Linked DNA regions of Homo sapiens: region 2 is linked to region 1. A link is a loop called in an ENCODE intact Hi-C map of the cell type or tissue named here. Cell type or tissue: heart left ventricle. All regions are shown on one strand. Each heading gives the region's core, and the rest is flanking DNA. Links, peaks and the distances in the headings are about the cores only. Region 1 overlaps TRDN (triadin). Region 2 overlaps TRDN (triadin).

Region 1 (12,977 bases), core at 2,621-10,620:
CAAATATGCTCATATTAAGCAGAGTAGTCTGGAAATATACTTATGTTTGTAAAAGCAGACAAGGAAGTAATCATTTTTAATATCTATTATAATATGGGAATCTGGAGGTTAGTTTCATATTATTGGTAACATTAATTAGAGACATTAATTAGAAATAGTTTGTTTTTGAGATAGGTCATGGGAAAACCTGAGAACAATTTGAAAGCCTAAGAAGTCAACATGATGCAAGAAAAAATAGTTCTAAAAAGTGCTATGGCTTGGAACATTGCATTTATTGACAGGGTATTAAGTATGAAGCTTTTGTATGACTATCTCTTTGAAATATCACAAAAACTGTGAAAGGCAGGTATCACATAAACCTGATTAGTCTGACTCTGAAACTTCTTGTTATTCTTTACTGCTCAAGTTCACTTTAGGAAAATAGAAAAAAAAAAAAAAGCAGATTGTGAAAACCAGGAGAGTATAGTTCACTGAAAATCAGAGAGAAAATATAGTGCAGAGCTGGGAGAAAGAAGCATTAAGAAAAGAGAGTGTGATAGAGTAGTAAGTGCATGGAGTTTTACTTAAGTCAGAAATTGGGGTTCAGGCACTATCTCCACTACTCAACCACTCTTGGTCTGGGGAGGATGGGGCCTCAAAAGAAGGGTCATGAACTTGGTTAATTAAAAATAATATGGCCAGAGGAATTTTTAAAAATTTTACAAGATCATGCTATTTGGCAAATTAAGTTTATGTTTTTTAAATTGTTCAAATCATCCATGATACAAAATTTGCAGTGACAATGAGCAGAAAATATAGCTGTGTAGTGTCAGCCCTTGTTAGGTTCCGTTAAGAAGCTTTTTCTTGTAGTTTTTATTATTATTTGTAATAGGAACTATTTTTCTCCCCACCCCATAAGCACATAGTATCCATGAAAATGTTCCGTTTATGAGCTTAAATGTTTCTTATTTTTTTTCCTATTTATTTTTGGTTATCATTATGACTGTAATTTAAAATTCATGCTACTTTTACAATGCAAAAATGAATTGAGGCTATTCAGTTATTATACTAAAGGCTTAGGAATCCATAGAGACTTAAGGCCTCCAATACTGTTGGCATTAATTTTTAATCAGTTAACAATATTTAATATGAGAGAAACATAAAACAGTGCAACTAAGCAATTTTAAAATCATCTACATTGACCTTTGTGTTGAATATATCAATTTGAAAAGAAAATGGTTAAGATTTTCCAGTAAAGCTTTTGGTTTTATAGTTATGCTTAGTTGGAGCTTAAAGATAGTATTAAAACATTATTCTTTTCTTCTTTCAAACAAAAAGAAACCCGTTGGGGACATGTTTAATGTATTTTTAAAAAATACATATTATCTAATGTAACATATTTAAAAAGAACAAAGCAGGGGAAAAATCTTCATCTGGCAACTATGCATTAACATCATACAATAATGTCGACTTTACGGAGTTCAGGCTCCATTTTACTTAAAGTTCTAGGAAGATTTGTCAAGGTTAAGTTTTTGCTGTCTCCAGTTCCCACCTGCCCTGGATAATACGAATGACAGGCTTGGTTTTTTACAGAGAATACTTATTTGATTGTCATGTAAATATATATTACCCCTAGTGAGGGTTATGCAGAGACAGATGAACTTCCTGGTCCAAACAGATAGTAATTTTTATCTTCAAAGGAAACCAAAAAGAGTATCCTTGGCAAATGTGCAATGAATAAAGTCTTGCTCTGCTCTATACAAGTTAATGCTCTCTAAACATCAAACATCTCCACATCTCCATGCCTGAAGTGAAGCTGTCAAAGACACACAGAATTTACAATTGTGAGAGATTCTTTGGTATGTAAATGAGCTGTTTCCTCATAAACTGCAGACTCTATCTCACTTACAATGTACTTTAAATATTACATTTAAATATATGTGGTTTAGATATTTTCTAATTTGTTATCTGTGCCAGAAGCTAGGGCATGTGGTTTTCACCCAAACAAGTTAAAGACATGATATTTTGACCTATAAGAACAAAGATAATTTAAATGGAGCAACCTGTTCTTTATAGGGGAAACTTGGTTTCATTTAGACAGCATGAAGCTGGAACTCATTGTGACAAACCAGTTTTATCTTTGCTACGCATTTGCTGCATCATTCTCCCCTCCCTGACACAGGTTACTGAAGTGTTGAGAAAAACAAAAGAAGGAAAAACTCTTAGTATTTCAAACTTAGTTTTAATATGGTCTAGGGCATTAGTGAGCTCGTGGATGTGAGAGATTCAGTTTCCATTTATACAGACGTTCAAAATACATATTTAGCAAACTTTCCTTGGAAAATTGTCTGTTGCCTTTGAAAATAAAATTATCATGTGATTAGGGGAATTTTCTGTTTGAGGAAGACATTTAATATAATGTCAAGACAAAAATAAGAGATATGAAGTGGCACTTCTCTGACATTCACTGCTGGAGCTATTATTTTTGCCCATGGTTATTCTGATTTAACCTATATATTATTGACTAGGGGAAAAAGCGTACTGTAAAATCTGAAAGTTACTACAGTATAGTAAAATGCCAAGTTTGTGAATTTAAATCTGCAGAAATATTAGGCATTGCATTTAGAAAAAGGCAAGTTACCTCCATCTGAAATATAACAAAATTTTAGATTCTATGGTATTAATTATCATCCTAGATGTAGATTTATGAAGCAGTATGTCATGCCAGAGGTTTGGTTTTATTCAATATTTTAATACCTATTACGTACCAAATTGAATGCCTGACAATGTGGACACAAAAATGAATGATAAAAGGTCCCTGCTACATTGCAAAACAAAAAGAAAAGAGCAAAAAATAACAGTGAGAATAAAGACTGGACAGATTATAAAACATTTGATTCCAATTTGAATTGCAGCCATGTCTCTTTTTATTGCACTTTGCTTTATTGCATGCCACAGATATTGCATTTTTCAAAGAAAATGAATAAAGCTATCACCACCATTTTTCCAACAGCATGCGTTCATTTCCTGTCTCTGTGTCACATTTTGGTAATTCTCACAGTATTTCAAATGTTTTCGTTATTGGTATGTCTGTTTCGGTGATCTGTGACCATTGTTCTTTGATATCAATATTGTAATTGTTTTAGGTCACCACAAGCTGCCCCTATATAAGATGGTGAATTTCATCAATAAATATGTGTGTTCTGACTGCTCCAACAACTAGACATTCCCACTATCTCTCCTTCTCCTCAGGCTTTTCTGTTCCCCGAGACACAACAATATTGAGATTAGGAAAATTAATAACCTACAACAGCCTCTAAGAATTCAAGTGAAAGGAAGAGTTGCATATCTTTACTTTCAATCAAAAGCTGAAAATAATTAAGCTTACTGAGGAAGGCATGCCAAAAGCCAAGATAGGCTGAAAGCTAGGCCTCTTGCACCAAACAGCCAAGTTGTGAATGCAAAGGAAAAGTTCTTGAAGGAAATTAAAAGTGCTACTGAACACATGAATGATAAGAAAGTGAAACAAACTTATTGCTGATGTGGAGAAAGTTTTAGTGGTCTGGATAGAAGATCCAACCAGCCAGAATTCTCTTTCAGCCAAAGCCTAATCCAGACCAAGGCCCTAAATCTCTTCAATTCTGTGAAGATGTGGAGAGGTAAGGAAGCTGCAGAAGAAAAGTTGGAAGCTAGCAGAGGTTGGTTCATGAGGTTTAAGAAAAGAAGCCATCTCCACAACATAAAAGTGCAAGGTGGAAGCAGCAAGGATTGATGTAGAAGCTGCAGCAAGTTATCCAGAAGATCTAGCTAAGATCATTGATGAAGGTGGCTACGCTAAACAACACATTTTCAATGTAGACTAAACAGTCCTCTATTAGAAGAAGATGCCATCCAGGACTTTCAGAGCTAGATAGGAGAAGTCAATGCCTGGCTCCAAAGCTTCAAAGTTTAGGCTGACTCTTGTTAGGGAATAATGCAGCTGGTGACTTCAAGTTGAAGCCAATGCTGGTTTACCATTATGACAATTCCAGGGCTCTAAAGAATTACAATAAATTTACTTTGCCTGTGCTCTATCAATGAGATAATAAAGCCTGCATGACAGCACATCTGTTTACAACATAGTTTACTGAATATTTTAAGCCCACTGTTGAGATTTACTACTCAAAAAAAAAATTCTTCCAAAGTATTTCTGCTTATTGACAATGCACCTGGTCACCCAAGAGCTCTGATGGTGATATACAAAAAGATTAATGTTGTTTTCGTGCCTAACAGAAGATCATTTTTGCAGCTCATGGCTCAAGAAGTAATTTTGATTTTCAAGACATTTTTTAAGAAATACATTTTGTGGGCCAGGCTCGGTGGCTCATGCCTATAATCCCAGCAATTTGGAGGCCAAGGTGGGTGGATCACCTGAGGTCAGGAGTTCAAGACCAGCCTGGCCAATGTGGTGAAACCCTGCCTGTACTAAAAATACAAAAAATCAGCTGGGCGTGGTGGCAGGCACCTGTAATCCCAGTTACTTGGGAGGCTGAGGCAGGAGAATTACTTGAACCCGGGTGGTGGAGGCTGCAGTGAGCCGAGATCGTGCCACTGCACTCCAGCCTGGGGAACAAGAGCAAAACTCTGTCTCAAAAAATAAAATAAAATAAAATAAAATAAAATAATAAAAAATTAAAAAAAACATTTTATAAGGCTATAGGTGACATAGGGAGAAATACCTCTTATGGATCCAAGCAAACTATATTGACAACTTTCTCAAGAATTCACCATTCTAGATGCCATTAAAAAATATAATTTTTACATTACAAATTTTTTTATTTTTATTGTTATTATTATACTTTAAGTTCTAGGGTACATGGGGAATTGAACAATAAAAAATATTTTTGATTCATGGCAGGAGGTCAAAATATCACCATTATGTAAAAAGTTGATTCCAACCCTCATGATGACTTTGAGGGGCTCAAGACATCAGTGGAGGAAGCAACTGCAGATGCAGTGGAAACAGCAAGAGATCTAGAATTAGAAGTGGAAGCTGAAGATGCTGTAATCTCATGATTAAACTTGAATGGATGAAGAGTGACTTTTTTGTTGTTGTTTTTTTTTCTTTTGAGCCAGTGTCTAGTTCGGCATGCACTGGCACAGTCTTGGCTCACTGCAACCTCTGCCTCCTGGGTTCAAGTGATTCTCGTGCCTCACCCACTGAGTAGTGGGATTATAGGTGTGCATCACACTGCCAGGCTAATTTTTGTATGTTTTTGTAGAGACGGGGTTTCACCATGTTGGCCAAGGTGGTCTTGAACTCCTGGTCTCAAGGGATCCACCCACCTTGGCCTCCCAACGTGCTGGGATTACAGGCATGAGCCACCATGCCTGGCCTAGGAGGTGCTTTCTATGAATGAGCAAAGAGAGTGGTTTCTTGAGATGGAAGCTACTCTACTCTTAATGGAGATGCTGTGAACTTTGTTGAAATGACTACAAAGGATTTAGAATATAACATAGAGTAGAAGATAAAGCAATGGCTGGGTTTAAGAGGATTAACTCTGATTTCAAAAGAAATTCTCCTATGGGTAAAATCCTATCAAACAGTGAATGTCACATACTACAGAGACATCTTTCATGAAATGTGGAGTCCATCGATGTGGCCAACTTCACTCTTGTCTTATTTTAAGTAATTGCTTCAGCCACTCCAACCTTTAGCAACCATCACCCTGATCAGTCAGCAGCCATAAATATTAAGGCAAGACCTTCAATTAGCAAAAAGATTATGACTCACTGAAGGCTCACATGATTGTTAGTATTTTTTAGCAATAAAGTATTTTTTATTTTCAATCTTGTTGGCTCAGAGTAGGTGTATATATTTATGGGATGCATGAAATATTTTTATACAGGCATACAATGAGTAATAATCACATCAGGATAAGCGGGGTATCCATGACCTCAAGCATTTATCCTTTCTTTGTGTTAGAAACAGTCCAGTTATACTCTTTTAGTTATTTTTAAATGTACAATGAATTACTGTTGACTGTAGTCACTATTGTGCTATCAAATGCTAGATATTATTCTTTCTAACTATATTTCTGTACCCATTAACCATCCCCACCAACAAAGTATTTTTAAATTAAGGTCTTACACTGCTTTTTAAGACATAATGTTATTGCACATTTAATAGACTAGAATACAGTGCAGACATAACTTTTATATACACTAGGATACAGAAAAAAAAATGTGTGATTTGCTTTCTTGCAATTATTTGCTTTATTGCATGGTATCTCCAAGGTGTGCCTTATGGTGTTTGATGTAAAGAATGTCATATTATTGTTCATAAATCTTATGATTATTTCACTTTGAAACTTGCTGAAAATAATTTAGTATAACTAAAGAATGTCCTATTCTTAACACTGGTAATTCGCAGTGCACATGACATTATTGTGAAGGTGTAATGATTTTTCAAGGAGTAAGGAGATCAAGAGTACATTTGATCAATGCAGAAATGACAAAAAAAAAAAAAAGAGACAGGAAGTAGGTGAGAATTAGTAGTCTGTGGGATGTAGCCCTGGGATGACTGGGATACCAACTTACCTTGCCAAGAAATTGGGTAAAATTCCTGATTTAAATACTAAATTTTCGGTCAGGCACACTGTTGCTATAATACTATAAAAGCTGGATGTTTCATGTTTCTGATTCGTTTTTAACAGTTATTATGTTTCCTAGTTCCCTGTCATCCCATCTGAGTGTTCTCCCATTATTTGAACCTCTATTGCTGATTTCCATCCCCACATACGCTACTTTGAGCTTACTTTGTATGTATAGAGACCATTTCCAGTTCATGAAGAAATAAAAAAAAATACCAACTGTCAGAAAGGTAATCATTAAACGAGTTTCTTCTGGCTTACAAAGAAGAATCAGTTGCTACAGTAAAACCAAATCTGTTGGCAGAGTTGTTCTAAATACTATGAGAACTAGTGGTCAGGCCAGTGGTCTTGTCAAGAGTTGCTGTAAAAGCATGACAGGGTCCATAGACCAAGCCTCTGAAAATGTGAGCAGAAAGTACTTAGGGTAGCAGTAATGACTAGATTAAGGCAATAAGTCAGCAGAATTCTCTAGGGCCTTTGTTCATAGTGACTGAGAGTTATATTAGAAATAATAGTTCTGACAGTTTCCGGAAAATTTTGGCTACCTCTTGAATTAAGTAGACCAGATTTCACTGCTCAGTTTCTGCCCAGTCCCTCAGGATTTGAAGTGTCTTGTTGGTCTGGCTAGAATGATGTGCTATACTATCGTGGTATGGGTCTCTGTTTTTGAGGGACGTGAGCTCTCAATACCCAGGTGCTTTGAGACATAGTATTTTATCTTCTTCCTATCACTCTGTCATTTACCTGTGGATGGAGAGGAATGAAAAGTCTGACCCCCTGAGTGATAAGCATGCACCTAACAAACATCACTTGTATATATTTTTGGTATCTACTTTTGCCAGGTACTGTTTTAATTCTAAGGATGAAATGTAAAATATACAGAAATCTAGTCCTCAAGAAATGATGAGATAATTGTATATGTAACTCTCTGACACTGGGCTGCCAGTTCAAAGTTTCTTGAAAGAAGTATGTATAAAGTTATATACAAAAATTGTGAGATAGGTTTCTTGGTTTCTTGTCAAATTTAAAATAGACAATGTTTACATGTATAAAGCTATTAGGGAATGAATCAATATAAAACAAATAAGCAAATCAACTGATGAGATATTAATATTGGGAAAATCTAAGAAGCTAGGAGAATGGATGGATTTGGTTGGTCAGGGACTGACATAAAGGAGGAGAACTTATGTTAACATTTGAAGAATGTTTCTAAATTAAAGGACAGGAACACAGAAGAAAGAGCAAAGAATTAAGTTTTTAACAACATCCCTAGATCCTAAAAATTCCAGGTTAATTCATTTTAGAAACAAGTATTTGATTTCTTAAACTAAATTAATAAATATGGTGATCTTGGGTTCAGTGAACCAAGCTGAAGGAGACACACTTTATTGGCATTCAGGGTGGAAAAATTTGTTGCAACGATCTTCCCTAAAGATTGCAAAATAATTAGTACCCAGTAGCACCTCTCACCATAATTTTGACTCCATAAACACCCCCAAAATTTTCCTATCAGAGATGATAAACTACACCACAGTTAACAAGAACATAAAGATGAGTATAGATGCTAGTGGTAGCTTCAAAGGAGATGGGATTGAAATCCTCAACTATGAGAAACTCTAAGCTTAGTTATCTTTCAATTTTATATATAAGATTCTTTTTATGTCAATAGAGGGGATTTGGATTGGTGAGAAGGTCATTTTGCTTCTCCAATCAGTTATTTGTTTGCCTCAATTTGCTACTTATAATTCTATAATAGAAAGGGAAAAAAAAAGACAATAACCTCAGGGAAATACAGGGCAAAAAGATTCACAAACTAAATGGAATGACATACTTCCCTCTTGAGAAAAATCAGTGAAAGGTGATGACTTATTTTCTGTGTCCTTGAGCTAACTAATGAGTTGCAAAGTGACAGCATAATTTGAGGAGAGGCACAGGTGGAAGCAGTTCTGATGGGTAAAGTGAAAGAGAGTGCTTTGCAAAATTGCCCGATAGAGTTTTACACAAGCTAAATAGCAAACCTCAAGGTGGATTACATTTCTTTTACTTGAGAGTCACCCAATATTTTGTCATAGTGAACTCTACATGTGCTTAGAGTACCTCCAGTGTTTCTTTAATCCTTTGCAATACTATCATGATGACAAATGTATTTTCAAATCATATAAAAACTTGCTTAAAATTAAGTTGTTAGGTAATACTGAGCTAGAGGCCAAAATGCGCAAGAACTCTATATACAAGTGTAAAAAGAATTAGGACACTGTGGTGATTACTGAATAATGCTGTCCCGCTTAGTTTTCAAGAGAACAGCCGTCTCCTCAGTTCAGTGTTTAAAAACATACTATGAGTCATCATAATTTTTAAAATATTTTTCTTAAAAATTCATTTTAGTAAAATACAGACTCTGAAAGTTTCATAACTCACATATGCGGTTGACTCTTGAACAACACAAGGGTAAGGACACCGACTTACCAGTCGAAAATTCACATATAACTTTGACTCCTCCCAAAACTTTATTAATAGCCTACTGTTGACCAGAGGCTTTACCAAAAACATTGTTGATTAACACATATTTTGTATGTTATATGTGTGTGCGTGTGCCTGTGTGTGTGTGTGTGTGTGTGTGTGTGTCTGTATATATATATAGAGAGAGAGAGATAATTACAATGAAGTAAGCTAGGGAAAGGAAAATGTTTTTTAAGAAAATCATAAAGAAGATAAAATATATTTAGTATCCATTTAGTGGAACTGGATCATCATAAAGACCTTCAATTTCATCATCTTCACATTGAGTAGACTGAGGAGGAGGAAAAAGAGGAAGGATTGGTTTGCTGTCCCAGTGGTGGCAGAAGCAGAAGAGGTTAAGGAGTTGGAAGGGGAGGCCAGAGAGCCAGGCATATGCACTATAACTTTCATTTAAAAAGATTCTCACGTAAGTGGAACTACACAGTTAAAACCCATGTTGTTCAAGAGTCAACTGTCTTTATATATCATTTACTAAGGAGTAATGGAGTTGATATCCACATAACCAACACCCAGATCAGGGAACTATTTCCAGCACATGGGAAGCCCATATTCATCTATCCATACTTTGACTCTCACTTTGGTGTCGCTTCCCAATTAAGGCTCCTCTTTCTTTGAACTTTCCTCTCCAGGGAACCAGCTTTTTTGGTAATGGTTTTCTTTCTTTGCTTTATAGTTTTATGACCTCAACATCGATAAACAACATAGTTATGCTAAGTTTGTTCTTTATATAAATGGAGCACCATGGCATGTATTGTTCTGTGTTTTGCTGCATTAATTCCTCATTTTGTTTATAAGAGTCATCTATGTTGTTGTATGTAGCTAGAGTTTGTTATTTTTCTTTCTGTACAGTGTTTCATTGCATAAAAGTCACTGTTTATCCAATAGATTTTTGTTTCAATTGGGGGAGGCTATGATGAATGATATTTTTATGTTCTTTTTTTAGTTTTAATATCTATTATTCTATTATCAATGTATGTTTATTTCATGGCACTATGTTCTATGGTGAAAAGTTGAATTCAGCATGAAGAAGACACCTTGCTCACTCAAACTGGATTGTTTAAATCTAATTGGAAAATGTGGAGAAAGGGTGACCTTGTGGGTGTCTCCTAGAAACGTCCTGTTTTTTAGAAGAAATTGATCTAGTCTCACAAGATATATAAAATGGATGTTTGGAGGAGCAGAGAGAAAATGAATAGAATCCTAAGGACTTCTCAGAGTTTTGTCTCTGAGATAGTAATCCTCACCGTATAGCAACCCCTTTTTGAGACTGTATGGGCAGCAATGTAAAAATTGACATGTAGAGTGAGGCATTCAACTAATATTGATTGAATGTCATGTCCTCATTGCCAAGCATTTTACTTGGAGCTGGACCAATAGCAGTGGACAAAAAAGGTCCCTATTTTCCTGCTTCTGTCAGAACACTCCATGACTAGAATCTCCATTGTCACTAGGTTCTGCACCTTGCTGTCCTGGGCACTGGTGAGAGCAACTGAGTTTTTGCTTGTTGAGGCTCCTCCTTCTAGGATCCTTGGTACACTTTTATCCAATGGACATCATCTTTAATTTGACTTGCTGGCTTTATTAGAATATTGCTATTGTTAACATTCAGGCAAAACTTAGGTTTCCACTTCTATTCTTCCTGCTTTTAGATGAAGATTGCCCATCTTTAAAAGGTGACAACTTCAGGCAGTTAATTTTGTCCACTTTAGTTTAGTTTGCTAGCTTAAGCTCTCAGAAATTATTCAATATTCAATTTAACGGAAGGAGGTTTTACTGAGGTGGAAAGCCTAACTCTGCCTCAGTGTGTGAGAAAAGAAGGATTAAAAGATAATCTATCTCCATTTATCTATATTGTATTACCTCCAAAAACGAAAAAAAAATTCTATTTGTAAAACTCTGTGAAGAGCATGGGTATACTAGGCATTCTTTCCTGTTTTTTGATTTGGGTCAAAATGTATGAATGCATGTGAGCTATATGGACATAACAACTTTGAGAAAATTCCGAATAAGTTTTATTCTCCCAGATCAGAGTTTGTCAGTGTGTAGTCCCCAGACCAGCAGTGTCAACATCACCTGGGCACTTATTGGAAAGGGACATTACTGGGATACATCTCAGACTTTTGGGATCATAAACTGTAAGAGGAGAGTATGGCCTAGTGATCTGTGTTCTAACAAACCTTTTAGATCATTCTGACACACGTTGAAGTTTTAAAGCCGCAACCCTAGTTAACTACATATAGACTTTAAAAACAAATTCCCTACTAATTCCAATTAATTAGGGATAAAGATCCAAATCAATCATGTAGTATAGTGGCTTAAAACTCACAATAACAGAGGATTCTTTTCATGATAAATTTGTGATCATGCACAAGAAGATTCTTTTCATGGGCAATGGAAATCTGAAGAATGGAGATGGAGGAAAAGAAATCAAAGAGAGAAACTATTTGCCTGGAAGAGAGCAAAAGTGTGTGGAGGTCAAGAGCCCAACATGTGCACACTGAAACTCATGAAATTTTCCCCATAATCAGCTATTTCTCTGGACCTGCAGGGTTCTGTTTTTTTATCTGTATGCACAGTCTCTAAACTTTGGAGTCCTCATTTCTTGTATTCACCTTTTCCTTTTTCTTCTCATTTAAACTTCAGTTATTTTTTAAATTAGAACTCCTGTTCTAATTTAAACTCCTGTTATTTCATATATGGATGTCTGTATGTGACAGATTGTATTTTTCAAAAGTGGCTGCAGCAAGATTTCCCATCTCATGTGTTCTTCTTATACTGTGATCTTGACTCTTCTTCTCTTGAGAGGTGAGGTCTACTTTTCCTCCCGTTAAACACAAACAGACTTGTATAACAGCTTCAACAAAGAACATACAGTGAAAATGACTTCCAAGGTTAGATCATAAAAATACCAGACATATCCAGGTTGCTGGTTTGGGATACCTGCTTTTGAAACTATGCTGTGAAAAAATTAAAGCAGCCTGGAGGCAGGCCCATAATGAAAGAGACCAAGACCTTGACCTGCAAACCCAGCCAAGCTTCCAGCCAACAGCCAGCACCAACTTTCCAGCAATGTGAATGAGTCATCTTGATAATGGATCCTCTAGTCCCCAGTAGAGCCACCACATGTGACAACTGTGGAGCAGAGGCAGGCCATACCTGCTGAACTCTAACCAAATTACAAATTTCTGGGCAAAATAAATGATTACAGTTGTTTTAGGCCACTAAACTTTGGAATCTTTTATTATGCAGCTACAGATAATACATTATATTAGCATTTTTGTAATCTCCTCACTTCTAATGTATCTTGCAATCTTGCACACTAAGTTCATAATACTACATTACCCAATGAATAATGGTAACTTATTTAGTGTACAGTTGTTTCAGCCAAATTCAACATGACGCTAGGCAATTTTATAATTGTTATACTTCTTCAGTTTCATCATTGATTTATTTACACATTTATTCCTTTAGTAAAATATATTTAATAAATGTTGATTATTATAATAAAATGTTTGAGTTACTGGAGAGAAATTCATAAAAAAGAACAAGGAAGAAGAGGAGGAGAGAGGGGAGAAGAAGGAAGAGGATGAGAAAGAGGAGGAGGAGAGAAAAAAGCAGATTCTCAACTAAGGTTGTCACACAACTTGACAATTTTGCAAATGTGAATGGGCATTTTTTAAATTAGAATGCCCAAAAGATACACGGTTGTGAGCCATGGATTTTGAGCAATACTTAATTTCACTGAGCAGGCCTAAACAAACTGTGCATAAGAGAGTGCTCACACAATGTCTACTGATGAAGAGTAGTGAGAATATTGGTTGTGGTATACAGAATAATTGTCCCCCA
Region 2 (12,977 bases), core at 2,203-10,202, 190 kb after region 1:
AGCAGAGTGTATAATAGGAGCATTAATTCAATTTGGACGAAGACAAGAATACTGTATCACCACAATAAAATTCCAGCTATATTAATTTGAAGGGTAGAATTTGTTGCACAAGAGCATTGTCTAAAAGAAAATTGAAAAATAAATGAATGCCTTCCATATTCTGGGTTCAAATATCTACTTTCTTTGTGAAGTTCGGTGTAAGATTGACTAATTGGCACAAGCTTTTTAATGAAATATTTATTCATCAACCTTATGAAACTTGGAGACTTGGATACTGAGTTCTGATCTTATGGTTAGTATGGCATTAGTGTTTAGCTTGAGCTTAGAAATATTTACAAGTCATTTGTATTTTAATTAACCCCTTTGCTGATACATGACATCAGAGGTGATGCTTAGCAAATGGCTATTCAATTGTCTGGCATATACATTTATTTAGAGAAGATGTAAAATTCACTACTACATAAAATTTCTCCCAGAGAAGCTGAAAGTAGTGATACTTGAAAGTATCTTCATTCAGAATTTTAAATATGATCTACATGTTTAATATGCATAAACCTTTAGAAAAGAAGAAGTGGAAATCAATTGGTTTATTTCTATCTCTGAAACTATCAAAATTTGACTTCTTGACTTTCTACTTCTGATTGGATGAGCTGTAATAGTATGCTGTAGACACTTTTAGACAAAGTGTGAATACATTTTTCCCTGAGACATTAGATTATCTCTAGAAATCATGAAAGGGGTTCTTTATAAATTATATGTCTAACATTGAAAGAAAGTGTTGTCTTTGATCTTGTAGGTAAAAAAGCTCTATACCTATGGGAATGAGTTAATTCCTCTATTTAATAAGATGCAGTCATTAGTAGACAACTTAAGGATTCATTCTAGAACTACATATTGAATTTCTTTAGCATAATAATGATCTTATAATAGTTCTGGGTAACGGAAGTCTTTGAATGTACCTGTACCTGAGATGAGAGACAACTGACAAAGAGAAAGGAATTTCAAATATAAGGTAAATAGCACTGCTAATTGAAGATAAAAATCAGTACATTTACAACATTAACCGTAGCTATTATTGTCCCAAATCTAAAACCACTGAACATTCAATTTCAACAACTATGTATTAGTACAGGACTTTGTTATCTAAAATGATTATGCTTACCAGAAAAGTGTCCAGGGATGTCCACCTGCTATGTGGCTATGCCTGGGCAGCACGTGAATTCTCTGTCTTTGCTCCCTCAGACCAAGGCTGTCTCAGATTTATGAAACAGGGCTCTTCCACGAAGTTTAGAAGTACCACAAACAGTTTGATGTGGCATCCAGACTTACTGCAACCTCTGGGTGCAAAGATTGAACAGCTTTGTTGATACAACCACTCAGAAAGGACCGTGGAAGTTATGTTTCCAACACACTGCCAGACACTTGTCATCAGGCTTAAATGCCTGTTGGCAAGAGCCAGATATGAAAAACAGCTACATCAAAAGATACCTTTTTAATGGTCTAATATATTATTTCTAATGAAATTAAATGTATAAAAGAAAACAAATATTAATTCTTCTAGTTTATCTGCAGTATATTTTCCAAGAAATATATTTTAATTTTATATATCAATACTTTTAGGCACTAGATAAACAATTGTTTGGTTCAGAAAGTTCAAACTATCACATTCATTATTTGTAAACAGTATTAGCAGTCTACAACGTTACACATTTACTGTGAGCCAGGCACTTTACACAGTGTTTTGTAAACATTAACTTTGAGGGAGGTATTATTATTTGATAAATGAGGAAAATAAGACTTAGTGGGATTAAATTACTTGCTCAGTCACAAAGCTAGCTGGAGGCAGAACTGACTTAACAAAAATCCTTCATTTCAACCTTGGTTTTGCTTTCATACTAAATTTCCCTAAAGGAAATATTTTAAATGTATTCTCTAGAAAAAGAAGGGGAAAAGAAGAAGGCTGAGAAGAAAGTTACTTCTGAAACAAAAAAGAAAGGTAGGAAATTTAAAAGCCATGTACCACATAAATCAATTAGTGTCCATGCATAATACTACTGGTAAATCTATTATTTTCTAGGAAAGAAATTCCCTTAATAAATGCATTGTCATTGTTATTAGTGAACACTCTTAACATGTCTAGATATTCCAAATAAAATTAAAATTGTCAATTTTTAAAAAGAGAATTCAATCCTAAACACTTTTTGAAAATTACTACTGTGATTATTTTTTCTTTCTTAAGAGCAGCTGCTTAATTCTCTCTAATTCACTACTTTACTTTAACTATATATGTGAATATGATGGTTACTATTTAACTAATTCAGTCTAATTTTAAAAGTCATTTTATGTAGAGGGCAGAAAATACTTGATTGGTTTGTTTTACACATATATATATATTTTAATTGGTTGTTTTCAAATAATTTATCTGATGTCCCAAGTGAACTTCAGAGATTTCAGAACTTTTGACATGGTTCTGGTGACCTCATAGCTCAGAGAACATTCAATATATTCTTTTCAATATATGTTAGGAAAGCTGTTAAATAATACCATAATTAATAATGCCATTTAATGTTTTCACTGTTATTAAATAATTTTTGCCTTTGGCAAAAAAAAAAAAGTTCTGTTTCCTGAAGAGAAATTATACCTAAGCCACTAGTCTGTTATGAAGGTGCTACCTTATTCATATTTGACATGACTTATGGCTGATTTAAGATTTCTCTATACAAGATAAATTAGATGCCTCACTGGTAGTCATGCATGCCCTGAAATATTTGCAAGTTAAACAGGTAAAGGCTTATAACTTTCTTATTTTACCAGCAGAAAAAGAAGATATCAAAAAGAAAAGTGAGAAGGAAACTGCCATTGATGTGGAAAAAAAAGGTATTGCACTTTCTTTGTTTCCTTAGATGGATTACGTTCAGGATGTTTGCTTCATGAAAGACTCCTCATGCAACATACACAAATTGCACACAGTTACTTATATCTACCCAAGACGTGAAGGTCAAAGCAAAACTTGCACTAGACAAAGTTAAACAGGCAAAGAAGACTTTATTCAAGGCTATTGCAATAGGACAGAGAGACTGGAATTGAGTCTGAACTCAATTCCCCCCCAAAAAAACGCAGGAATGTTTGTAATGGCTGGTATGGGGAATCACAGGACATCTGTTTTTGCATATTGGCTTTTCCCCCTCAAAACGTAAACTTTCAGTCTTATATCTGCATGGTAAGAAGTAGTTTCACAATGTGGAGCGAGGAGTCCAAGGAAGTTAGGCTCCTACTCTTCCACAGAAACTTAGAGATGGGGCACTATCTTTCTTGATGATTACATTTCAAAGGGATGGCTCTCAGTTCCTTGAGAAAGGCTTTATGGGTTGTGAAACTGAAAAGTGGCTTGTAAATGTCCCAGCTACTAGAGTGGCCAAGACAGGAGCATTGCTTGAGCCCAGGAGGTTGAGGCTGTAGTGAGCACCATAATTGCACTACTGCACTCCAGCCTGGGTAGCAGAGGAAGACCCTGTCTCCTCATCCCCCTACAAAAAAAAAAAAAAAAAAAAAAAAAAATCTGTATCTCAATAAAGTAGAGAAAGAATTTACAGTGACAAGTTTTCCAGTTTTCTGAAGTAAATGCTCTAAGAAAAGGGAGATTAGGAGCTGCTGAAGGTCAGAAAGAAACCTATTAAAGTTTAATCAAGGTGAGGACCACCTTGGTCAAGATACAATGAACTTGAGAAGAGATACATAGTAATAACAATACCACATTGCAAAGATAAGAAGCTGAGAAAGAATAATGCACCCTATTAAGAAATAAGGTTATTCAACTATTTGACAGTTTCGATTTTTGCTTTAAATTTTGTTCTGTTTCTATTCTTGTTCAAACATGAATATTGGCTTCGATTCAGGTTAGGCTTAAGTTTACATGGAAAAGACAATCATCTCAAGTATTATGGTTTGGTGATAAGCATTCTCACCTGAAAGATTTCCTCCACTGATGTCAGTGATGCTTAAAATTCTACCATTAGAACCATTCCATTCCTTTGAGTTATGAAGGAATCGTCCCCTATTAAAATGCAGATCTTCTAGGGCTTGTGTATATGGGGTAAAAACCTAATTCCTCTCAGCTATTAAGAACTTAAAGTAAATGAGATTTCCAGATCTTTCCTGTGTAATAGTAAGCTAAAAATTGTACCCCAGAACATGAGGTGGTAGGTAAGCTTAAACGAAGAAGATTGAAAACTTCAGGGTGGGGAACCGTCTGGGGAGGGCAGGCTGGGTTAGACGGCATTTTAGTGAAAATCTTTCCTTTTCTAAGTAGTAATAATGTATGTGGAAAAAATGATGGTGGTGAGGACCCTAAAAAGAAGAGCATACATAGGATGTCAACTATATAAAGATTATGATTAGCAAGCAGCAAATAGAAATGCGTAGAAATATCTGGCATCATGCTATAAATGGGGTAGAAAAAATGTAAAATATTAAGAATTGCATGATTATGTGGCCCATGAAATGAGCAAGAAGGATCAGCCAGACATTCTGTGTGTCCAAGAGTTGATTGCCCATTCCTTTGCATCCAAATTTCCATTATTAAGGCTGTATTATTGTAGTCTATTGTTCTATTAAATATTCACTCATTTTCTTTTAAAACTTTCTTATTTTCTGATGAAATATGTATTTTATCATAAGAAGGGAAAAACAGTTCTGACTCTATGAATCTGAGAAACTGCTTGCTTAGAGCAGTGGATTTGTGAAAATTACATGATTGAGGGGTAAAGATAAACCAAGATACTTCTTCCTTGCCATCAATTTTACTAAAAGAGTTGCAGAAGAAAATTTTGAGTTGTAATTTTCAAGCATTTTTCATATGCACGCAAATGCAAAATCTGAAAACGTGTTTTTGGCAAAACTCAATGGTTTTGTGTGTGTTTGTGTGTGCTCATGCGTATGTGTGTGTGCATGTGTGTTTGGCTTGGTTTTAGCTTTTTGAGGGAAATGATGAAACTTGTTTATGTGCAATGGTTCATGGGAAAATCTGATACTCCCCTGCCACTGGGAGACCTGTGTTATTAGCCCAGCAGTCATGTCAAAGTGAGGTTGTGCACCACTGGCAAGAGAACGGATTATGCCCATATCACTTCCTACAAGGACAGTGCTCAGCCACCGAAGCAGAGACCAAACTGAGTAATTGCTCAGCACATCTAGGCAGGACTATTCAGCTAGTGTTGTCTTTCTTGGAGCCAGTTTTCTGTTTGTATGCTTGTCATTTTTACTTTTGATTACACAAAATTCCATTGATTTTTCCAAATCAGTTCAACTTCCTGATAAAAGATAGGCAGAGTTTATTTGTTTACAATCCCTCAACCCCCAAATACTCAAAACAGTGTGTGCATGTGTGTGTGTGTGTGTTTGTGTTTGTGTGTGTCTGTGTCAGAGAGAGAGAGAGAGAGAGAGACAGAGAGATTGAGTTTCAGTTAGTGCTAGTTTTTAACTCGTTTCTTTTTAGGGTTTAATAATTCTTTATATTTTCATGTGACAGCAATATGGTTTACAAACAGCAGGTTTCAAGCTTATTATGAAAGTAGTAAAATTTTACAGAGATAATGAGAGAAATTGAGAATAACCTGAAATCTTGAAGAGCTGGGGGACAAAGGTCATTTCTTCCTAAAGTAGAGGAACATGGCAGAGCATATGATCTCACTACTGTAGCCCCAAATAGCAAATTTATAAGGCATAAGATATGCCTACATGCTTATTTAATATATGAGTGTTATTGTGATATTTTATTATATTTATGTTAATGTTAATATTATTTATATTATAAAATATATGCATTTAGTTATATGTTATATGTTATATTATTATTTTATTTTATTCCCTTATATTGTATTATTATGCCGACATGACAAACCTAAGGCTTAAACTCTATTCAGTGATAAATGGGCTTCTACCGTATGACACTGGTAAATCACACTTTGCCAGTGATCTCTGGGGAAGTTGTAGGTGGATGGGCTTTATATGATACAAAATTGCCAACCCATTAATTAATAGGGGTTGAAACTGAGCAATTGGTATATTGGGGTTAATTATAACACTCCTTTATTTAGTGTATATTTGAAATCATCCATGGCAAAAAATTAAATAAATACCTGCCAATTAAAAACATTATGTAAAATTAAAAAAAAATCATCTTGGTATTTTTGCAATGTTATAAGGTACATTTTTACTTGAAGAAATACCATGAAAAAAGCAATCAACAAAAGAAATAAAGACTTTAAAAACATCTCTCTAGGTTTGTATTAGACTTCAGTGCTAGAAACACTAAACACTGTAGTTGGCACTGCTAGAAGACATTCTATACAGGGAACTGAGTACCTACAATGTTATTGAAGGACTAAAATAACTGAAATCAAATAATCAAAATTTGGATTATTAAGCATCAGGGCAGATCAACAGGTTAGGAGACTGCTTTGTTCACCAGCACTGTCTTCTCACAACCACAAAGACTAGATCCTGGAAATGTTGAGGCAAGCCTCAGCAGATTACTAACATCTTCATTTGCCAAATCATTCATCTGCTCTGCCAAACCATTTCTGCTTTCAGTCTGGTGGAACTTGATATGTCTCCAGAACTCTGGCTGCAAGTGAGTCTGTAAGATGCATTCCAATTTTCTCAAGTGAAAGTGGAGTGAAATGGAAGTTGAAAGAGGCTATCAATAGTATCTATAAAAATGATACTTTCAGGAATGTCCAAGATGATAAAATTCATACAATAAGAGATGGTTTTTGAACACCTACACTTTATAGTGATGAAACCTATCTTTGAGTTCCCCCAAAAGATGAAAAGGATGACACAACTAAGCAATATGATCAAATTTGGCAATTCCAAGTGTTCACAAGGCACACTTACCTGAAGTTTATGTTGCTCTTCACCTTCACTGTAGATAAAAGAAGCATGGATATTCTTTCTCTCTTCCACCACAAGGTGATATTTTTGAAGAAATAACGTTTCACCTACTTGATTAGATTATAATATTTGAACAATTAACAAGTTGACTTGTCTCATAACAAAACAATTATAACCTGGGCAAAATATATAGACACACAAGAGAAACAGGCCAAAGCTAAGATGACCCATTGCTCTTGGGTTGGCCTTTTCATAGTTACAATTGTAAACTTTTAGGAGTTAAATTTGTCATCATCTTATATGTTTATAAACTTATTAACTGTGAAAATAATTTTGACAAAATAACTATTGATAATGGTATAAAATCATATTTAATTATCACACTTTCCAATAGGATTTTTTTTTCAGGAATTATCTGTATAGAACTATAAATTACAAGAAGGATATTAAAACCACATAGCTTTTCTGAAATAAGCTACTAGAAAAAAATGAATGTGTTCATTCATTCATGCATGCATGCATCTTGAAGGAAATATTTAAAAAATGCCTACTATATGCCAAGCTTTGTACTAGGTGCTGAGTACACAGAAGTGGATAAACAGACAAGATCTGCCCTAATGGAGCTTACAGTTTGACAAGGGAGGCACACAGTGAATAAAGACAAAATGTCCACAAGTTCAACTCTGAGTAAGGGCAGTGGAGAAAATAAACTTAAGGCAATGATAGAATATAATGCGTTGGGGTGGGAAGTTATTTAAATAGATAAGATTATTAGAGCAGGCCTCTCTGAGAGACAGCATTTAAATTGAGATCTGATGTATTGAAAGGACTCAGCCATTGATTGCTGGATCATTGTGTGATGTATATATATATATATATATATTATATATATATATATATATTTATGATGTGTGGGGGAAGGGGAGTGTGGTTTGTACTAGGAGTCAGAATATGCAGGAACATGTATAGGTGTTTGGACTTTATTAAAAGTGTAATGGAAGAGATTGAGCTGAAGTTTTAAATATGGGAATCTTTATAGATTATAGTTGATGCTCTTGGAATAGATGAGACTAAAAAGAGACAGTGTGTCAAAAGAAAAAGGGAATACAGTCCAGGATCAAGACCTGGGGAAGTCCAACACCTACAAATTCAATGGTGGAAAATAAAGCAAGAGAGGCTGAAAGAAATTGCCAGAGATATTAAAGGAAAAGTTAAGAGCTTGGTATTATAGATGTTTCAGAAATAGATGTTTCAAGAAGCAAAAGTTATCAACTTTGTGAATGTCACTTACAAGTTTGTTTTACGAGGGCAGAAGACACAAGGGCAGTCAGTGGAGTGAAAGATAAAGTCAGGTTGGAATGGGAGGTGCAAAAATGGAGACTAAAGTGTAGATTTTGCGGGGAAGGGGGAAGGATTACGGCTGTAGGAGGAGTAAAGTCTTTTGTGTTTTGTCTAGTTTTGCTTTAATAGTTCAATCTAGTGCCCGATGTACATAAACAGAATGTAGGAGATTGATGCTCAGAGGGACAGAATATATAAGCAGAAATCGAAAAGATAATTGAGAAATTATAGTTTGATGAGTATTTGGTGAAAACTACTCTTTTTTTTTTTTGGAGATAATACCACAGGTGCTGTGATATTTAAAAAGTTGATGTTTTCAAATTATGACTAGGATTCTATGCAGATTGCCTTAAAAGAGAGGCATGCATTTGTAAGATATACAATATATGATTAGGTGGCTCTGGTGATAAAACTAAAACTCCAATAATAAATACATTCTGAGATAAAAGCCTCAATTTTAGAAAAAGATATATCCAAAATGTCTTTTGTGCTCACTGAGGAAAGTTTGTGAAATGTATTTTAACAAAGCTCTTTAAGGATCATTCATTTACAATACCCCATTAGAGCTTTACACTGAAACATCTTTGTGGTGGTGAATTGGTCAGGTAAGATTTGTCTAGTATAGAACTCATAAAGAATTTGTGCTGTTTAAGGGATACATTCGTATCTATTTCCATCAAATTTTTTCAATTACTGTATGTGGCAAATAATATTCTGCACAAACTAAAACCTTTGGCTATTTGCTTTCTCTCTACAAAATCTGCTTTTCTCATTGAGAAATTGCAAAGAGTCCTTTACAGAAGCTTATTGCTTTGAATATACCATTAAATATTATTGTCTACCAGGCATTAGAATATTATGTATTTTACTTTTGAATCTTTTGTAACAAGTTGTTCTAGCTCAAAATAATATATATGGCAGACTACAGATCACTTAAATTTCTACATTTACATGTAACTAAAAGAAACCTATTTTAAATATTTATGTGTACATTTATAATTGGACAAAATAACATATAGTATCTTTCATATGTATTCATGTTAAGTTTTAGTTTAAAAGAACATCCTTCCATTTTCTAGACTTGTATATTGAGAAGATTATAGCTTTTTTTCTGATCACCCACATCTTTCTCCTTATTTGAAAAGCACTTGGTTTTAGAAAGTTATCTTTTTTCTGGAGTTTTGCAAATATGTATTTGGGCAAGATTTAACAAATGCATCCAATTGGTATTGTTAGACATTGAAATCTAGATAAATTTTTTCAGGATATTTGATAGTAATCCAGGAGTTACTATCAAGTTATAAATGTAGATAATTCATACACTTTTGAGTGATATTGGGGCAGTTGTATTATTTTATATTCCAGATAAAATTTTTTAAAATTCATTCAGATAAGTAAAAAATGGAAAATCTAGTACACATTAGACCTGGTTTAATCAGTATTTCCCAGCCTTGACTTAGTGAGGCTCCACAATTACAAGGCAATAGTAGATTCCTTTCAAGTTAGCCTTTTGTTCCACAACAGATTAGGTTGTAAATCTGCGTTCAGATGACAGCGTCTTGACTGTGTTAAAAACACTGGCTATGCTCGAAGGGCTTTGAAGGAAAGAGAGTATATTTTCAAGTGTTTTATAATCATGGAACTTAGGTAAGACAATAGTTGTTTAAACATTTGAGAATAAGAGATTTTCCAACAGTGGAAAGTCTTCTGACTTGTTACTTACTATGATATCTTGTTACTTACTATGATATTAGCTCTGGAAGCTAATCTGTTTTAGAGAAAGTAAGATGGAGTTACCACTATAACTTATTGTGGGAATATCTGAGATAACTTTTCACATATTCACTTTTGGTTTGAACAATACAAAAGTGAGCTTGGGCTGAATGCAAAAATGAGGTAAGGACATGGGCATTTTAAAATAAATATTAGAAACTCAGAAGGAGCGAAGGTTCATGTTAAAAATATTTAGGCCTGAAAAGAGGACTAGTATACATGCGACTATTTTTAATCTTTTTAATGCTTATTTTGGGGACTTGGGGCTACCCTCTCTGAGGACAAAAACAAGATCACCTCTGAACTTGAGAGGTGTGTTATATTATATTATTATATTATATTTATTTTTTTGAGACAGAGTCTTGCTCTGTCACCAGGCTGGAGTGCAGTGGCGCGATCTCGGCTTACTGCAACCTCCGCCTCCCGTGTTCATGCAGTTCTCCTGCCTCGGCCTCCCTAGTAGCTGGGACTACAGGCACATGCCACCATGCTTGGCTAATTTTTTGTAGTTTTAGTAGAGACGGGGTTTCACCGTGTTAGCCAGGGTGGTCTCAATCTCCTGACCTTGTGATGTGCGCGCCTCGGCCTCCCAAAGTGCTGGGATTACACGTATGAGCCACTGCGCCCAGTCTGTTTTATTGTTATTATTATTATTATATTTTGAGACAGGGTCTTGTTCTGTCTACCTGGCTTTAATGCAGTAGTGTAATCTCGCCTCACTGCTGCCTCAACCTCCTGGGATCAAGAGATACTCTCACCTCAGCCTCCTGTGTAGCTGGGACCATGGGCACGTGCCACCATGCCTGGCTAATTTTGTTTATTTTTGTAGAGGTGAGGTCTCACTGTGATGCCCAGGCTAGTCTCAAACTGCTGGACTAAAGTGATCTTCCTGCCTGCATCTCCCAAAGTGCTGGGATTACAGGCATGAGTCACTGCACCCAGCCTTGTATTATCTTTTATTAAGTTCTTTCAACAGGGAGAATTGAAATGCATATAAAGAAGAATCAGTAAATATCAGTAAATAGACCACATATTTCTTCTCTGTACGCATTGATATATCAAGAATTTTTAGCAGGTCTTGCACACGTTAGATAAATTATTTTAAATTCCAGTTCATATTTATTAATAGGATAAATTATTTTCTGAAAAAAGTTAAATAAAATAATGTAATTATACAGTAGTCTCTTGCAAATATCATAAATTTTCCTGGGAAAATGACACAGAGTGGCATAAGAAATGGAATGTCAGTTAGACACCAGTTATTTTTTAATCTGTTAATCTCAATTTAAAAATATGGAGAGATTTTGATCAATTTGTTAGACAATAATGTGACAGTGTGGCCTGAGTTTTCCTTGTGACTTGAGATACATATTTAATAATGCAGATGTGAAATATCCAGGCAAATTTTGTCGTTATATATCCTAAAAGTCTATAAGATTTTCCTTTCAGTGCAAGTAAAGCTTTAAAAACATCAAAGTGATATCTCCCTCAACTGCAGCCTCTCTAGGGATCCCAAAAGCGTATTTTTGAAACAACAGCAAATTCTGCCAGTATAGATTCATTTTATCAGCAGCATTTTAAAGTAATCATAACAACAGTTATTAAATCTGTTTTCTCATTTAATCATAACAACTCTGTAAGGTAACCATTATAATCCACTTTTTATAGAAAGAGAAACCCAGCATTGGAATAGGTAAATTACTTGCCCATCATCACCAGTAAGTAGAGTGAAGTCAGTATGAAAGTCACCAAATAAAGCTTCACTGTCTTTTGGGACCCAAAAGCACTTTGTCTTCTAATTCTAGGAAACAATGGTGGTAGACTGCTTTAGTGTCTTTTTTTTTCCTCCCTCTTTTTCTTTTTTGCTAATTTCCTTCAGATGATATTGCAGACAGTGGTAAACATGTAGGAAAAAATGCAGAAGAGATCCTGTAGGTCTGACTCTTACTTTTCTTGTAGAAATTATGCTTTCCTTCATTCATTCACTCAAAAAATATTTAATAATCCCATAATACATGCAAGGAAATCTGCTTAATGTTGGACATAGATCAGTGTAATAGACATAGATCTTGTCTCCAAGGACTTCAGCAAACAAATAAGTAAAAATTATACCATGAGCACTATAATAGGGTAAATACAAGGCCTCACGCAAAAATCAAGGCAGAAGTATAGAAATTACTTCTCTTTTGTGGTAGGTGAGTGACTATTAGAGATCTAGAACAGGGACACCACCGACCTATGTAATTAGGTATTTGACCAAGACACATATAATATTTATTTTTAATCAGGATAGAGACTGGAACACATACACTTTTAACAGTGGTGTATCACTGAAGATACTTGATCTTGCAAGTGGCAGATGATCTCAAAGAAGGAATTTATTAGTTTATCCAACTACTATTCTGGAGTAAACTGGCTTTGAGTTTAGCTTGATGCAGAGGTCACACAATATCATCAGGAGATTTACCTCTCTCTGCTTTTGGACTCTACTCCCTTGGGATTGGCCTATGTAGCTGTAAATTGGCCATAGGTGCTGCCCTATATCCTCTCTTGTTCATGTCCTGCTAGGGACTTGGGAAAGCGGGTAGGGGTGGAATAGATCAGTGTCCTGAAAGGTCAAATAAAAACTTGAGCAGTATCAGTCTTCATAGGCCCATTCCTGAACTAACCTTTGTGGTGTGGGTGAAAGAATAATCTGATTGGTTTATTTTAGGCCACGGGTCCTATCCTTCCAGCAGAGAAATTACATAAACTTTGTCCAAAACATTCGAGCTGAAATTGGATTGGGTGATGATTCCCTAGATTAGGTTTAAAAAATGATGAGATGGACTAGATACAACATTGAAAAAGAAATATAAGTACTCTCTTCAAGAAGTCATTTCTAGATGGTGAAAATCTAGGTGATATGATTTCTTTATTTTTATTTAGAGAATAACACAAGGGAGAAATTTTAGTGTCATCTATGGAGG

What was found. A loop is a pair of places that touch in the nucleus more often than their neighbours do. Peaks named below come from ENCODE experiments on the same cell type or tissue, not always from the same donor. Only the 100,000 strongest peaks of a DNase experiment are listed, where the experiment ranks them.
Region 2: a loop joins it to region 1, with 2.4 times the contacts of the local background. A loop is called at or near these places in 4 of 110 quality-filtered maps.

The regions. Positions count from the first base shown.
Region 1 is chr6:123,618,578-123,631,554 of GRCh38, reverse strand. All of the region lies in intron 1 of TRDN (triadin), which reads left to right. The region is part of intron 1 of LOC105377981 (a long non-coding RNA gene); the gene reads right to left. Among named protein-coding and RNA genes, the nearest start is that of TRDN, 12 kb to the left of the region's middle. In heart left ventricle, for the core only: no CTCF peak of the experiment used is centred there; no DNase peak of the experiment used is centred there; H3K4me3 peaks cover 34 bases; H3K27ac peaks cover 665 bases.
Region 2 is chr6:123,427,963-123,440,939 of GRCh38, reverse strand. It overlaps TRDN (triadin), which reads left to right. Exons shown (of 41, transcript NM_006073.4): 11 at 1,937-1,996; 12 at 2,818-2,877. It overlaps TRDN-AS1 (TRDN antisense RNA 1), which reads right to left and starts at 1,336. Exons shown (of 3, transcript NR_110844.1): 1 at 1,163-1,336. In heart left ventricle, for the core only: no CTCF peak of the experiment used is centred there; no DNase peak of the experiment used is centred there; H3K27ac peaks cover 440 bases.